Regions from separate parts of the Mus musculus genome. Here region 1 is linked to region 2. A link is a contact called in ENCODE Hi-C or POLR2A ChIA-PET data. All regions are on one chromosome and are shown on one strand. Each heading gives the region's core, a stretch centred on a gene start or an enhancer-like site at or near the end of the contact. The rest is flanking DNA. Distances are from core to core; before and after follow the strand shown.

Region 1 (7,199 bases), core at 4,544-7,043, 34 kb before region 2:
TTGTGGAGAAGCAATCCAATTTCCCCATGGTAATTTGGATCAATTACCCATCTGAACACTATTCTTTCTTTCTTGGCCTTTTGGCTTAAGGACATCAGAAGCTCAAAGTGGCCAGGGGCAGTCTCAGCTTCCAGTTCAAAGGAATGCTTGTTGTGTTTCCTGGCAGGAGGGTTCCCTCCTCTGGAACCAAAACTTCTAGGCCAGCAGGTTGTGTGAACAGGAAGCAAAAATGTTCCTAGTGAGTCATTAGGAATGATAGTGAGTGGAACTATTCCCTTTCCACTTCTGATTCCTGGAACCAAGGATCCTGGCTATGGGTGAAACTACCATGTATTGGATGATGATTCAAAGCATATACCACCTTCTGGAAGACCCTCACCCAGCTCTTCAAACTGCTACCACCTAATTGGTACTGTAACCGTGTCTTCAAAAGGTCATTCCAGCTTTCTATCCAGCTTTAGGATGGCGGGGAACATTGTAAGACCTGCAGCTTCTATGATCGTGGGCATACTGCTAGACTTCTCTTGCTGTGAGATGAGTTTCTTAGTCAGAAACAATACCAAGCAATACCATGACAGTGGATAAGGGATTCTGTAAGTTCATGGGTGGTGGCAGAAGCATTACATGCAGGAAAGGCAAATCCATAATCCAAATGAGTATCTACTCCAGTAAGGACGAAGCATTCCTCTGTCCATGGAGGAAGTTGTCCAGTGTAGTTGACCTGATACCAGGCTGCTGTCTGGTCACTCTGTGGAATGGTTGTTAGACCTGAGACTCAGAGTTACTCACTGCTGTTGGTATATCTGCCACTCAGCAGCAGCTATAGCCAAGTCAACCTTGGTTAGTGGACTGTCTATGTTGAGCCCATGTATAACCTCCATCTCTGTCACCACAGCCACTTTGTTCATGTGCCCATTGAGCAATGGCAGGAATGGCTGAAAGAGGCTGACCATCAGAAAGGCTCAACCTATTGAAGTCACCTTTCCAATGAATATTTACAATGGGACAAAAGTATCTTCAGATCCTTTGCCCATTTGGAGAGATCTACCCACATCCTCGCCAGATGTCTTTCTCACCAATTTTCCAATCATGCTTTTTCCAAGTCGCTGACAAAGCAGCCAATCCATTGACTACATCCCTAATCACAAATCACTAACGAGTAAACAAACACACATCTGGCCATTTTCCCTTCCAAACAAAATGTATGACCACGTGCACTGCCCAAAGTTCTGCTCGCTGTGAAGATTTCCCTTTGTCAGTATCTTTCAGGGTTGTTTCAAAAAGGAGTTGTAATGGGGCAGTTGTTCTCTTCTGGGCAATGCCTGCATAAGTAATGTATAGAACCATCAGTAGACCAGGTCCTAGTCGTCTCTTCCTCAACTAACCAATCATAGGCAATATTCCGTGAGGTTACAGTGGCATTTCTGGGTATAGACAGCAATATAATGGGAGTAGAGAGCATAGGCATTTGGATAACTTCTTTGTATAACTTACTTGTGCCTTCAGGACCCACTTGGGCCTGAGCAGGTATCTATCATTTCCATATGATAATAGATTGCTATTGTGCAAGTTCTAGTCAATGGCTTGGTGTGTTCAATAACACCCAGCTCATGATGGGCTGCTCAGGTTGCATGGTAACTTAGTGGCTCATTATCAAATATTTAGTTTTCACTAAGGCCCAATAGCAGCCTGAAATCTGTCTCTCAAAAATAGTTGTCTGCAGATACGGTAGAGCCTGCTCTAAAATCTCAAAGGTCTCTGATGTAATTTGCCAATAGGGGCCTGGTAAAAGCTCCAACCAGCGTCCTTGTCTACCATTGACACAGGTATCATTGGGTCTAAAGGACAATATGATCTCAAGTGGTATAACAGCCTGGATAGCCGCCTGGGCCTGTTGAAAGCCTTTTCCTGGGCAAGGCCCCACTCAAAGTTATCAGCTTTCCAAGTCACGTATATGGACCAGAGTAACATACTTAACTGAGGAATGTACTGTCTCCAGAATCCAAATAGGCCTGCTAAACATTGTGTTTCTTATCCTTAGAAGAAATATCTCTTCATGGCCCATACCACTGGACTCCAAAAAATTTCATTGTGCTAGAAGGCCCTTGAATTTTGGTTGGATTTATTTCTTATCCTGATACACATATGTGTTACCAATGAGTTCAAAGTGGTTGCTATCTCCTGCTCACTTGCTCTAATCACCATAATGTCAATAGAAGGCACCAAGGTGATATTTTGCAGAAGAGATAGACAATCAAGATTCCTTTGAACTAAGTTATGACACAGGACTGGAGTGTTAATATATCCTTGAGGCAAAAGTGTGTAAAGGTTTACTGCTGGCCTTACTAACTGAAAGCAAATTGCTTCTGGTGGTCCTTATGGACAGGTATTAAGAAAAAGCCATTTGCTGCATACCAGATGTATTAATTTGCACAGCAGCTGCAATTGAAGTTAATTGAAGACTTTTCAATAGTCATTTACCATTCTCTACAATCCTCTCTCTCTTCTACATTGGCCAGATGTGATGGGAATCAACACCCCTGTATCTCTCAAGTCCTTGATGGTGGCACCAATTTCTCCAGCTCCTTCAGGGACTTGATGGTGTTTTTAATTCACTATTTTTCAAGGCAGAGGCAACTTTAATGACTTCCATTTAGCCTTTCCAACCATAATAGCCCTTACTCCACAGGTCGGGGAACCAATGTGAGATTTCTGCCAACATCTAAGTGTATCTAACCCAATTATTCATTCTGGGACTGGGAAAATAACCACAGGATTAGTTCAAAGGCCACTGGACCTATTGTGAGTCAGACTTCAGCCAAAACTACCTTAAACTTAGCCGGGCATGGTGGCACATGCCTTTAATCCCAGAAAATCTGATGGTTTCCTTTCTACCAAGTGTTCAGTTATCCTTGTAAAGGCTATAGGTCCCTCTTGGGAAGGCCAGAGAAAGGCTAACAGTAAAACTCTTGGGTATTTTATCAATGTCCTTCCTTGGGGATCCTGGCCATTCTTTCAATCAAAGAGTTCTGGATCTGCAAACTTGTCACGTCTGGAAACTGGTTATAGACTGAGATTCCCTTCTATCATGATACAATGTAACCTTTCATTTGTTTGAGGGTTTTTTCCCCCCACTTATACAGATCAAACAAAAATACAGTAGACTTCTCCTTTATTTCATGCCTGGAAACACCATGATTGACAAGCCAATACCAAAGGTCCTACAAGTTATACCACCATTACAGTCATTCTGCCCATTATGTGTCAGGCCAGTATGGACATTGCTTTGTCTGTGCTGGTCATTACAATAACTATGATCACCTCGCCTTTGACCATTCAGTACTGTCACCTGGCCCCTGCCAAGTCAGGATCCAGCTAAGCCTATTGTATTGAATTTATCCAACTGAGCAGCAGCATCTCTGACCCTAAAGTCTAGCACACACACACACACACACACACACACACACACACACACACACAAGGTTGATGACAAAACTCAAGCCAGCCCAAGGACAGACTGCCTGTGATAGAAGCTAGCCATACAGGATGGGCAGAATCATCCCAGAATTCACTAATTATCACCTTCCCCTTTAGGCTACCACTGTAGTCCAATTTCGCTTCTAACAGCCAATCAGCTTCCTGTCTCAGCTTCCTGCAGGGATTACGGTGTTAGCCACTACATCCTCAAGTGTACACACATCCTCACATGAAGCCTGCACATGCTTCAGAGATAGTTAGAGTGGGAAAAGATAGAAAGTCCATCAGGCTCTTCCCAGTGTGGGGATGGAGGCTAGGACCTCATATGTGTTAAGTAAATACTTATCACAGAGCTACGTCTCCAGCCCAGTGGTTAGTTTTATTTTCCGGCTGCATCTCACTAAGCACTCCAGACTGCCCTTGAACTCACAGTGCTTCCTCGTAGTCATCCATCAACGCTGGCTCTTTCTACCCCCTCTTCCAAGATGATCCCAGAGCCTTGAGAGACAGGGGAAGCTATCGATGTCCCACGTAAGGCTAATACTCCCTAGTCTCTTAATTATGTATGCTGACAAGTTATGGGTCTCTGCGTTAACTGCCATCTACTTCACAAAGAAACTTGGTGGGGTTTGGAAGGGGAACTGGCTTATGAGCATAGCCATAAGTTGCTAGGAGTTGTTTTACTACTATGTCCATTTAGCAGAATAATGGTAGCAAGTTCTTCTCTAGGGCCTATGACCTATCTAGCTTCAGATTCATGGCCCTGATAATGGTGCCAGGCATGGGTTCTGTCTCACGACACAGGCCTTAAGTTCAATAAGAAAGTGGTTACTTTATGGTATCTCACAGGATTTCTTACTTTTCTCCTCTGGTATTATGCAGAACACCTTCTGGCAACACGAAAGCTGGCTGAAGGTCTGAATTCTGCCAGTCAGTACCAGATTGATTTCCGCCACGTATTCCAAATGAAACCCACATCTGCAGATTCAAAGCTAACATCTGTATATGAAAGACAATATGAGAGGTTTGTTTTTCTGGATCTTGGTTACCTCACTCCAGATGACCGTTTTCTAGTTACCTCCATTTCCCTACTTTCATTTTTCTTAAAAGCAAAATAATATTTTATTGTTTAAATGTGCTACATTTTCAGTATTCATGCCTCAGTTGATAGACAGTTAGGCTGTCTCCAGTCTCTGGCTGTTAGGGATAGAAAGCGCCATCAGTAAGCTTGACTGAACAAGTGTCGATGATGAAGGACACCCTTTGGGTATGTGCGCCAAAGTAGTGTAGTGGGATCATACGGTGGGTCTATTTCTAGCTTTTTTGAGAAACTGCCACACTGATTTCCATAACCGCTACATGAGTTTGCATACCCATCAGCAGCGAATACGGGCGCTCTTCTCCCACCCACCAACAGTCAGCATTTGTTATTTTGTTGTTATTATTAAACCTCCCCATTCTAATTGGGGTAAGGCAAAGTCTCAAGTTGGTTTTGATTTATAGTTTTGGGGTGGCTATAGATCAACCACTCTCTTCATCTTGAGTACCTTGGCTACCTGATGTTCTGGATAAAGCCCAGACAGGGCAAAAAGGATGCAAAAAACCCCACCATAATCTGAGGAACTAGCTCACAAGTTAGAATTCCTTTAAAGTTGTTAACAGAGATTGTCTACTGGCCAGCAGCGGTCATCTCTGATGCTTTGAAATTTTTTTTTTATTTATTTATAATTCTACCATTTAAAGTTCAGTGCTTGCAAGACCATCTGTCCTCCTTGAAATCAGAACAATCATAAAGATAGGCATTCAGAAGGAAGTTCTTTGGACTGAGGGGTCTTTGCAGGAGGTCATTGTTCCAGGCTTTGCTGCTTTGTATGGGGCTTGTGGCTGCACTGTGGACAGACTCGTGTTTTTGCTGAGCACTTCTGCTGCTTAGAGCACCAGGAGGAGCTTGCAAAGGCTTTCCTTGAGCACAGAGGGGCCTCCCCCACAAGCACCTCCCGGGATCAAAGCGCTGCACACGTGACCTTCGGGGGCGGGTGCCACATTGTTCACATGAGAAGCTTCTCAAAGGCTCCAGCCCGAGCAGAGCGTTTCAAAGTCAGGCTTTGATCCTGGCAGCCAGGACTGTCAGGGACCCATGTACAAGTTAGGACACAACAAAAGAGGGAGGAGAAAGGAAGGGGAGAGAGGCGGAAAGAGGGGGAAGGAGAGGAGGGAGAACGAGTGTGTTAACTCAAAAGACATGAGGCGTTTCTTCTCAGGCCAGCATTGAAATAAGAAGCAAAATGAACACGATTTCCTACGTTGGCTCCAACACTGTGTGGGCTGGTGCGCCAACTCGGCCACTTGCTGGCTAAGTAATTCTGGGAACTCGGATCCTCCGTCTGCTTGCTGGTGAGATGGGAATAGTGATATCTGCCCTACGGGGTTGTTCTGAAGAATAAGTGGGAAAACATATAAAGCCTAAATCAAGCACAGTGGGCACCCATTAAACAAATTATACCGATGGCTATTATTACTTTGGATTTTCTACAGACCAATAAATCAACTCTCCTGATTAAACTTTAATAACATATTTGGGTGGTGGAGGCAGGAAGGTTGTGTGTTCAGGCCAGCTGACACAGTATAGTAAACTCCTGAGTGCAATTTCATCTTGTAAAGAACTTGCGTAGCTTATGCACAACCCTGGGCTCAAACCTCATGGGTGGGGAACGGGGGAGGACAATGAGGCTTCCCTGGAGAACACGCTCAGGTTATCGAATCCTAACTTTTTCTAGTTTACTTGAGATGTACCTCTTTCTATCTAAAGCATCTTATGGGGGGAATCATCATCCTAAAATGCATTACAAGTTTTCTACATCAAAAAAACAAAAAACAAAAACAGAAACAGAAACAAAACAAAAAAAAAAACAAAAACATCTCAACCACCATTCAGTGCAACTGGACTTCACTCTGCGGAGTCACCTGCTTGACTGTTTCACAGATGTGGCACCAGCGTCTACCCTGCAGCTGTACTGACTTCAAGGCTCAGGCAGACAGCCCACTGTCACTCCTGACTCCTGCAGAGACAATTCCCTCCACATTCCACCCCCTCCCACCACGAAGAACCAGATGCATGCTCCAAGGGGACAAAAAGACCAGCAAGACACCTCTAACCGTGGGAGATCTTTTACACAGTTTGTACCACATAAGTAGCATTGTGACCAATGTGTTCATGCCATATAGTTTCCTGTGTCATGTATACTCACGGTACTTTTATACAATGAGCATCTCTTAAAATGTGCATGTGCTCATGATGTATGTGTGTGCATGCATGTGTGTGTGCATGTATGTGCAAGTGTGTACGCGTGTGTACACATATGTGTATATTCCATTTTACACTAGGCCCAATCATACATAAAGGAGCAACCAGGTTGCAGAGCCTCATGCTTCACTCTCCTTACTGGATGCCAGCCTTCTGTGTTCAAATTCACAGATTCTGGGGACAGCAAGAGCCATTTTCACTGGGGTGGCTTTAAGGGAATGAAAACCTATCTCCATACCAATTGTGCCACACACCTTAAATCCCAGCACTTGGGAGGCAGAGGCCAGAGGATCTTTGTGAACTGGAGGCCAGCCTGGTCTACAGAGAGAGTTAGAGGGCAGCCAGGGCTACATAGAGAGTCCTGTCTCAAAAAAGGAAAGAAAGAAAGAAAGAAAGAAAGAAAGAAAGAAAGAAAGAA
Region 2 (6,852 bases), core at 3,557-6,056:
AATCCTCACATAATCTCCACCACCTTCCCCGCTCTCTCTTGTTTGGTTTTCGAGACAGGGTTTCTCTGTGTAGCCCTAGCTGTCCTGGAACTCACTTTGTTGGCCAGACTGACCTCGAACTCAGAGATCTGCCTGCCTCTGTCTCCTGAGTGCTGGGATCAAGGGACTGCGCCAGAATCACCCTTTAAGGGAGCACAGAATCCTAAGATTTCCCACAATGGCCTGGCCTGGAGTCACAGGGGCAGTTTCTGACCAGCCAGTGTAATGGGTGCCTGAGTTCAGTTTACTCTTAGAGGAAAAAGTTTATTTTGAGGCTCTCTATAACTTGAGAGTCTAGGCCAACCAATAATTCTTACAAAGTATGTTGAAAGAAAGAAAAAAAAAAGGAGGGGGGGAACTATTTTGTTTTGTTTGTTTTGGCCAAAATGTTAGGAACGGTATTTGCTCACAGCAGAGATCAACTCTGTTACTAAAGGACTGCCCTGCCCGAGAACAAAGAATTTAAGATCTGAGGTTAGATAGACATTTGCACCCTGCTGAACTAACCTTCTGACCCTGACGTGTAATTCAACTCCTCTTGGACTCACTTTTCCTCTGCATAAAATGGAGAAATAACAATTTTCTTAGTTGTTCATTTAAATGAGACAAAGTTTTAAAAATCTACTATTTGTGTGACTGGAATGCTTGCTTGGTATTACATTGATAATTAGTGAAATAAAGAATAAAACAATAAATGGGATAGACAGGTATAAAATTTAATCAAGAGTCAAGTTAAAAATTTTCACCACAAAATCCAAGAAAACAAAAGAATTCATGAGAACGCATGTCATGACACTCAACACAACTAAAGTGGAGCAGGCTAGCCCACTGGACACGAAGCTGTATTGAACTGACAAATAGAACTTTCACAAAATCCTGTGACAAGTCTCCACTTAGGAGTAATAATTTTTTAACTAACTACTAAACTTTTCAGAGATCCCACCAGCTCCTAAGAAAATACCAATTTTTGAAAAACACTGTTTATGTCATGCTAAGTCCATTCATAGTCTTCCCCCCCCCCAATAGACACACATTTTCCGTACATCACTGATATAACCTATTTCTTTATGAGAGTTACTTTAACTGTTAGGGGGTCAGGAATGGTGGCAAATGTCTGTGATCCCAGCATTTGAAAAGTGGAGGCACAAGGTTATCCAAAAAAGAAAACACGCGCGCACGCACACACACACACACACACACACACAACCACAAAAACAAAACAAAACAAAACAAAAAACCCTAAGGAAGGCAAAGGAAAGTGAAGGCTGCAAATCTTATGTTTGGATAACTCAGAAACATTTAGAAAAACAGAAGCAGAGGAAGAGCTGGAAAGGGTTGCAACAGATCCAGCTGACATGTCCCTCATGGGGACAAAGGAATGGATTATACTAGGAAGTAGCTATTTCTACCTTTCAAACCTACATTGTTCTCTGCTCAGCCCCACAGCACATTTGCTTAAGCGATTGGAAGGGTAGACCATGTAGGCTCAGGAGGTCAGCCCTGGGCTTCAGGAAAACCAGAGAGCAACTCACTGTCCCTTCTCAGTCTCCCCACAGGCAAAAGGGCTGCAGATATTCCAGTGTTGCTCACCCCAGGGAAAGAAAACGATTGGACCAAGCCCCTTGCTTTACACTCAAGGGCACCAGCAGTGTGCAGGCTCTCTTAAGGTCATGGAGCTAATTAGTGGCAGCATCAGGAGTAGAAGTGAGAGGCCTTTGAAGACTTGGCCTTTCTGGGGGAACAAAGCTACCATTGAAGCAATAGATAGGAAATGCTTTGAAAAAAAAATGCGATATTGTAAGGGAGAACTGTCATAGACATATCTACTCCCAGCCAAGGCATCTGTGGCAATTAATTAAGAAAGGGCCTTTGAAGCCCCCCTGTGCCATAGCAAGAGTCTTCTTTTCTTTAAGACCGAAATGAAATGCGCTGGGTTTCAGTTCCCAACAAAGACACACGAAGTAAACAATTAACTGAATTAATTCAGGCACTGAAGTGGATTTTCAAGGACTTGACTTGCCCAAGCTAGTTTTCTACAAAGCCTAAATAAATCAGATAATTGCTAATTCTCCTCTTTGTTTTGCACTGAGGAGAGTCTGTTTGTTAAAATGAGCCTAGCAGCGAAATAAACAATCATTAGAACAATCTCCCAGCTCCACATCGGAGCAGGACAGCACATTCCAAACACACTGGTTCTGCTATTACATTAAAAAGACTACCTTTCTGTTTTAACTGAGACTCTTTTAACCAAATGTTTTAAGACCCAGACTGTCATAAGCATGGTTGGTGGCTCCCCCTTCCCCCACCCCACCCCCACCCCCAAAACAGAAACATCCTTCTGGCATAACTGAACACAAGTTAGATCTGGGCACCGTTCCTACTGATTCACTTTTAAACACAGTCACTTTACCATGATTCTAAATAGCCTCTGCTTTGTAGCTATTCAGGCTTTGAAATTAATCCAAATATGCAAAGTGGCTCCGATTATCAGAGGAAAGTTGTGAAAGTAACTTAATTAGTTAGATGAGAAAAAAAAATAATCACAAATGAAACAGGAGTTTCAAGACCTTTCATCAGTATTTCAGAATGCAGAGCAACTATTCTTATCATTTACATTTCCTTGTTGCACACCTAACATAAAACAGACCACTGTGACAATAATAAAGTATTTTACCAAGTAAACCCAGGGCCAGAATATTAGGATGGGCCAATGTAGGTACAGAGCTCTAAGTCCTATTGTCCTGAGTGTCTGAAGTTCAGTGTAAAGATGTGTGTGTGTGTGTGTGTGTGTGTGTATCTGTGTCTGTGTGTATGCATGTCTTTGAGTGTGTTTGTGTGTGTGTTTGTGTGTGTGTCTGTCTGTGTGTGTTTGTGTCTGTATGTTTGTCTATGTGTGTGTGTTTGTGTGCATCTAAGTGTATGTCTTCATGTGTGTGTCGGTGTATATCTCTGTATTTGTATATCTGTGTTTTTGTGTGTCTGTGTGTATGTGTGCTTGTGTGTCTCTGTGTGTCTCTGTATTTGTGTGTGTCTCTGTATTTGTGTGTTTCTGTGTGTGTTTGTGTCTGTGTGTATGCATGTGTGTATGTGTATGTGTGCGTGCGTGCGTGTGTGTGTGTGTGTGTGTGTGTGTGTGTGTGTGTGTGTAGAAGTTATGAATTCACAAGTAGCAGTTAACTGGCAAGCTGGGTGCCCAGTATAATTTGGTTTTGTAGGGCACTAATTGAAGTGAAAATGTGGCTAAAATACTTCATGTAACATAATAACTGTTGATTGCCAGATAGTTTTGGTAAACAGTTGGCAAATTGTAACTCACAACAGCTGTCACTATATATTTAGAGTAAATGTTAATTTAAGAATATTAACCTCGGGAGTGTTTCTGTAAACAAAGCTTCTCCTATTTTCAGAGGTTACAGAGCCTGGCTTGGGTATTTTTAGCCAAACCTAACGCAGCTTGGCGCTCCCTGTTTCCGAGTTCCTCCGCTTTACACTTGAAAGGCTTCAGTCCTAAATGCCTTTGCAGAGATTCCCTTGGGAATGCGAATGGCAAGGACACATGTGCGATAGATTCACATCTCCCGGAGGCCGGAGAATAAAGTAGTAATATTGCTAGGATTGCTAGAGAGGAGTTTTGCTCCGTAGGGTGGGGGGAGATAGGGGAAGAGAAAGGAAGGTGGGGTGGGAGTGAGGGGGTGTTAACAGAATCCCACCGTTTCTAAATAAAGTAAGAGGAGGTTTTCCAGCCCAGCTTCCAGCGTCTGAAACCCTGCTGGCAACAAACATTAGCGAGGCTCTGTTTTTGTCCTGTTGGAACTACTCACTTCCAAGTAAGATTTGCATGACAGATATCAAACTCTTGTGCAAACCGCGAAACAATTGCATCAAGAATCAAATTCAGTTTCACGTGCACGCAGCCTGGTGCTGGACTTGGCTTCAGGCATGCTTGCTGGGAGCTGATAGCCATTTTTCCCCCTTTGAACATGCGAGGAAAACGCAGTGAAAGTTCCAACCACACACGAACGCCTACCTGCTACTCGCCAGTGCTGTGCTCCAGACTCACGCTTTCCGCAGCTTGGTAGCACTTCCGCGCCAAACGCTTTTACCTTCCCAAAAATGTGTGTGGGCGCAAGCCCAGACAAACTTCAAATCCAGGAAAATGGATTACCCGCGCAGATCAAAGGCAGGCGAACTAGGAGATGGAGTGCCTGTAATCTGATCGCCGATCAGTTGCTGCGCATCAAAGGCAAGGCTGAGTTTACTCGCTACGCGCGCAGATCTAGAAAGTTCGCTACCGTCTGGTTCTTTTGTTAAACGTGGGCCACGTTGTTCTGCCCCAGCTCTGGAGAGCAGGCTTCCCCAGCCTGGGCTGAGCGGCTGGATCTGCAGCTCTCTCTCGCGGTGCCCCAGCTGGGCTGCCTAGTGCCAGCGCTGCTGCGCCGCATCCCTTTCATCTCGCTGAGTGGCAGCTCCCATGACATCATGCCGTGCCGTGGGGCTGGCCGGGAGAAGCCAGTCAGCCTGATTTCTAGTCGCGTTGGTCTGTGCCTCGCCCGCGACAGCCCTGCAGTGTGTCTCTTGGCTGGGAGGGACACACCAGGACTGCTCTGGGCCTCTGTGCTCCGGGCCTGTAAGGTCCTGGATCGTTGCAGGTTCCAGTAGACAGCATCAAGCCGCTGCCTGTGACAAAAAGCACGAAGTCCCTACCAGAGCAGGGTAGTCCGAAACGCAGCAGAGCGGCACAGCAGTGTTTAATTAGGCCGTTTCTCCGAACACCTGCCTTACACCGCCAGGGTCACAGGCAAACGTTTTAAAAAGCTTGATTCCCCACCCCCAACCCCACGCGCGCGGCTCCCCACCCCAACACACACATACTGCGACAAGTCTTTAAGAATTAGTAAAATGTCTTTTCCTGGTGAAAGTATTACAGGTGGCGCCAGTCAAGTATGGCTTTCATTGAGTGAAGGAGTGGATACTACAACTTACAGAGATACCGCCACTAGCTCACTGGACACCTGGGTCAGAAGCTTGTTAATCTAAATTTGGGGTCCTAATAAAACAACAACAACAAAGGATGCCTTCCTTCTGAGTTGCAATCATGGATACCTCTAGCGACTCCTAAAAGTCACAGAAAGGTGACTTAGAGGAAAGCATTTGCTTGCAATCACTCCACAGCTTCTGTCCCAGGCAAAGCACAAATCACAGTTTGGATCCAGCTGAGAAATCGCCACCTTATTTTCTGTACTGTAAAACGGAACTTAGTGTCCGTTGTTTAGAATACCCACGAGGCTGGTAAAGCACTGTGGTCGGAATGTGGCATGTTTTTGAACATGGAGCTGTTTATTCTGGGAGAGAGAAAAGATTTCCATTATATGATGGAACTGCATCTGTTTGCAGAAGGGCACTGAAAAATATCATCTGCAGCACCCTTAGAGGAACCCACTTCCTTCCTGTGACTTCCTTCTCTTATCAGTTGCATCTCATTTTTCCTGGTGTGATATTTAAAAATAGTTTATGCCCTGTCTATCTCCAGCTGTCTTTGATTCCTGTGTAAATCTTGATGGCAAAATACTTGGTTTGTGAGTTCATTGTAACACTTAAATAGATCTATTTGGTTTCCAGTATTTTTCCCCAGTGGGAGGTGGAGGCTGAACCCCAGGGCCTGTTCATGCCCTCCATCTCTGAAATGTCCCTGAGACACATGGGGCTTACTTTGTACTTGTTTGTTTTCTTTTTCCTTTTCGAGACAGGGTCTCCAGTGTCATGAGCTGGCCTCAAAAGTGCTGTTTATTCAAAGACAGCTTTGAACTCTTGATCCTCCTAAAGGCTGGAATTACAGACATCCACTGCTACATTCAGTTTATGTGATTATGGTTTCTGAACTTAGGGCTTCATGCATATTAAACAAGCACTCCACCAATTGAACAATGTACCCAGCCTCACATCCTTCAAATGAGCAGGCATGCTTTTGCATACTATCCCAAGACACCTGTACCTACAGAGCTCCTGAGCTCCAAGGACTCATGAAATCAGGGGCAAACTATTTCCAAGAAGGCTGACTTTTCTCTGAGGTAACCCAGATGTTCCATGGTCTAGGGTCCATGCCCAGAGCCTTCATCAAGTTTGCTGTTCCAGAGCCAATGGAAACTGCTAGGTGCTCTTATCTCTGGGTGAGCAAGTTGCTTACAGGTCTCTACAGTTTACCACCCATGGGAAATGGGCAAGGATTGAATTCAGATGCTTATGTTTCTAGAAGCTTCCAGAAGGCATCTGGAAGCTACAGCTTCAAGGAACACGCCAGTCAAACCAGCTCTACGTGAATCTCACAAAGCAACACTGGTTGCTCAAATGCCTTAGCCCTATGCACTTGAGTTGGTCTTTTCTGAGACAAGAACTATCCATGTGGGAAATGAATCAACCCTGATGTTAGAGCCCCAGCTGTCCCCAGATGCAGAGGGTGGCTAAAGGCTGGTCTCCAAGGAAGAGTGACGGCTTGTTTGCACTGTGCTCAACTGAACTTCCTGCAATGTGAGATGTGTGTGGCCCAGCCCTTGAGACTCTGAAGGCAGTTGAGGGCTTGAAGGGGAGGCTCATCCCCTTTACCTCCAGGAGGCACAGAAGAAGGTGGGCAAAATCATTCAGCCAGTCAAGAAACTTGCTGCCAAGTCAAATGACTTAAGTTTCATCCCTAGGACCCACATGTTATTCACTGAGCTCACATGCACACACGATTAAATAAATAAATAAATAAATAAATAAATGTAATAATTTTAAAGATTAAAAGAGAACACAGATAAGTGAAATAAAATTAGATAT

What was found. A loop is a pair of places that touch in the nucleus more often than their neighbours do. ChIA-PET counts read pairs that join two places held with the same protein, here RNA polymerase II (POLR2A).
Region 1: a loop to region 2 is called in a map of left cerebral cortex, with 2.9 times the contacts of the local background. The contact joins the enhancer-like site here to the promoter of Tnfrsf19 in region 2. A Hi-C loop is called at or near these places in 5 of 37 maps with a recorded cell type or tissue (T-helper 1 cell, adrenal gland and left cerebral cortex). POLR2A ChIA-PET finds 5 or more read pairs at or near these places in 4 of 5 experiments (Patski and embryonic stem cell).

What each region holds. Positions count from the first base shown.
Region 1 is chr14:61,007,057-61,014,255 of GRCm38, forward strand. The region is part of intron 3 of Tnfrsf19 (tumor necrosis factor receptor superfamily, member 19); the gene reads right to left. Among named protein-coding and RNA genes, the nearest start is that of Gm41167, 27 kb to the right of the region's middle. Within about 2 kb of position 5,794, at least 3 of the 3 ENCODE cell types and tissues checked have a DNase peak (open chromatin) inside an H3K27ac peak, as active enhancers do; they include left cerebral cortex, where a contact is called at or near this core.
Region 2 is chr14:61,042,049-61,048,900 of GRCm38, forward strand. It overlaps Tnfrsf19 (tumor necrosis factor receptor superfamily, member 19), which reads right to left and starts at 4,807. Exons shown (of 10, transcript NM_013869.5): 1 at 4,067-4,807. The region is part of intron 2 of Gm41167 (a long non-coding RNA gene); the gene reads left to right.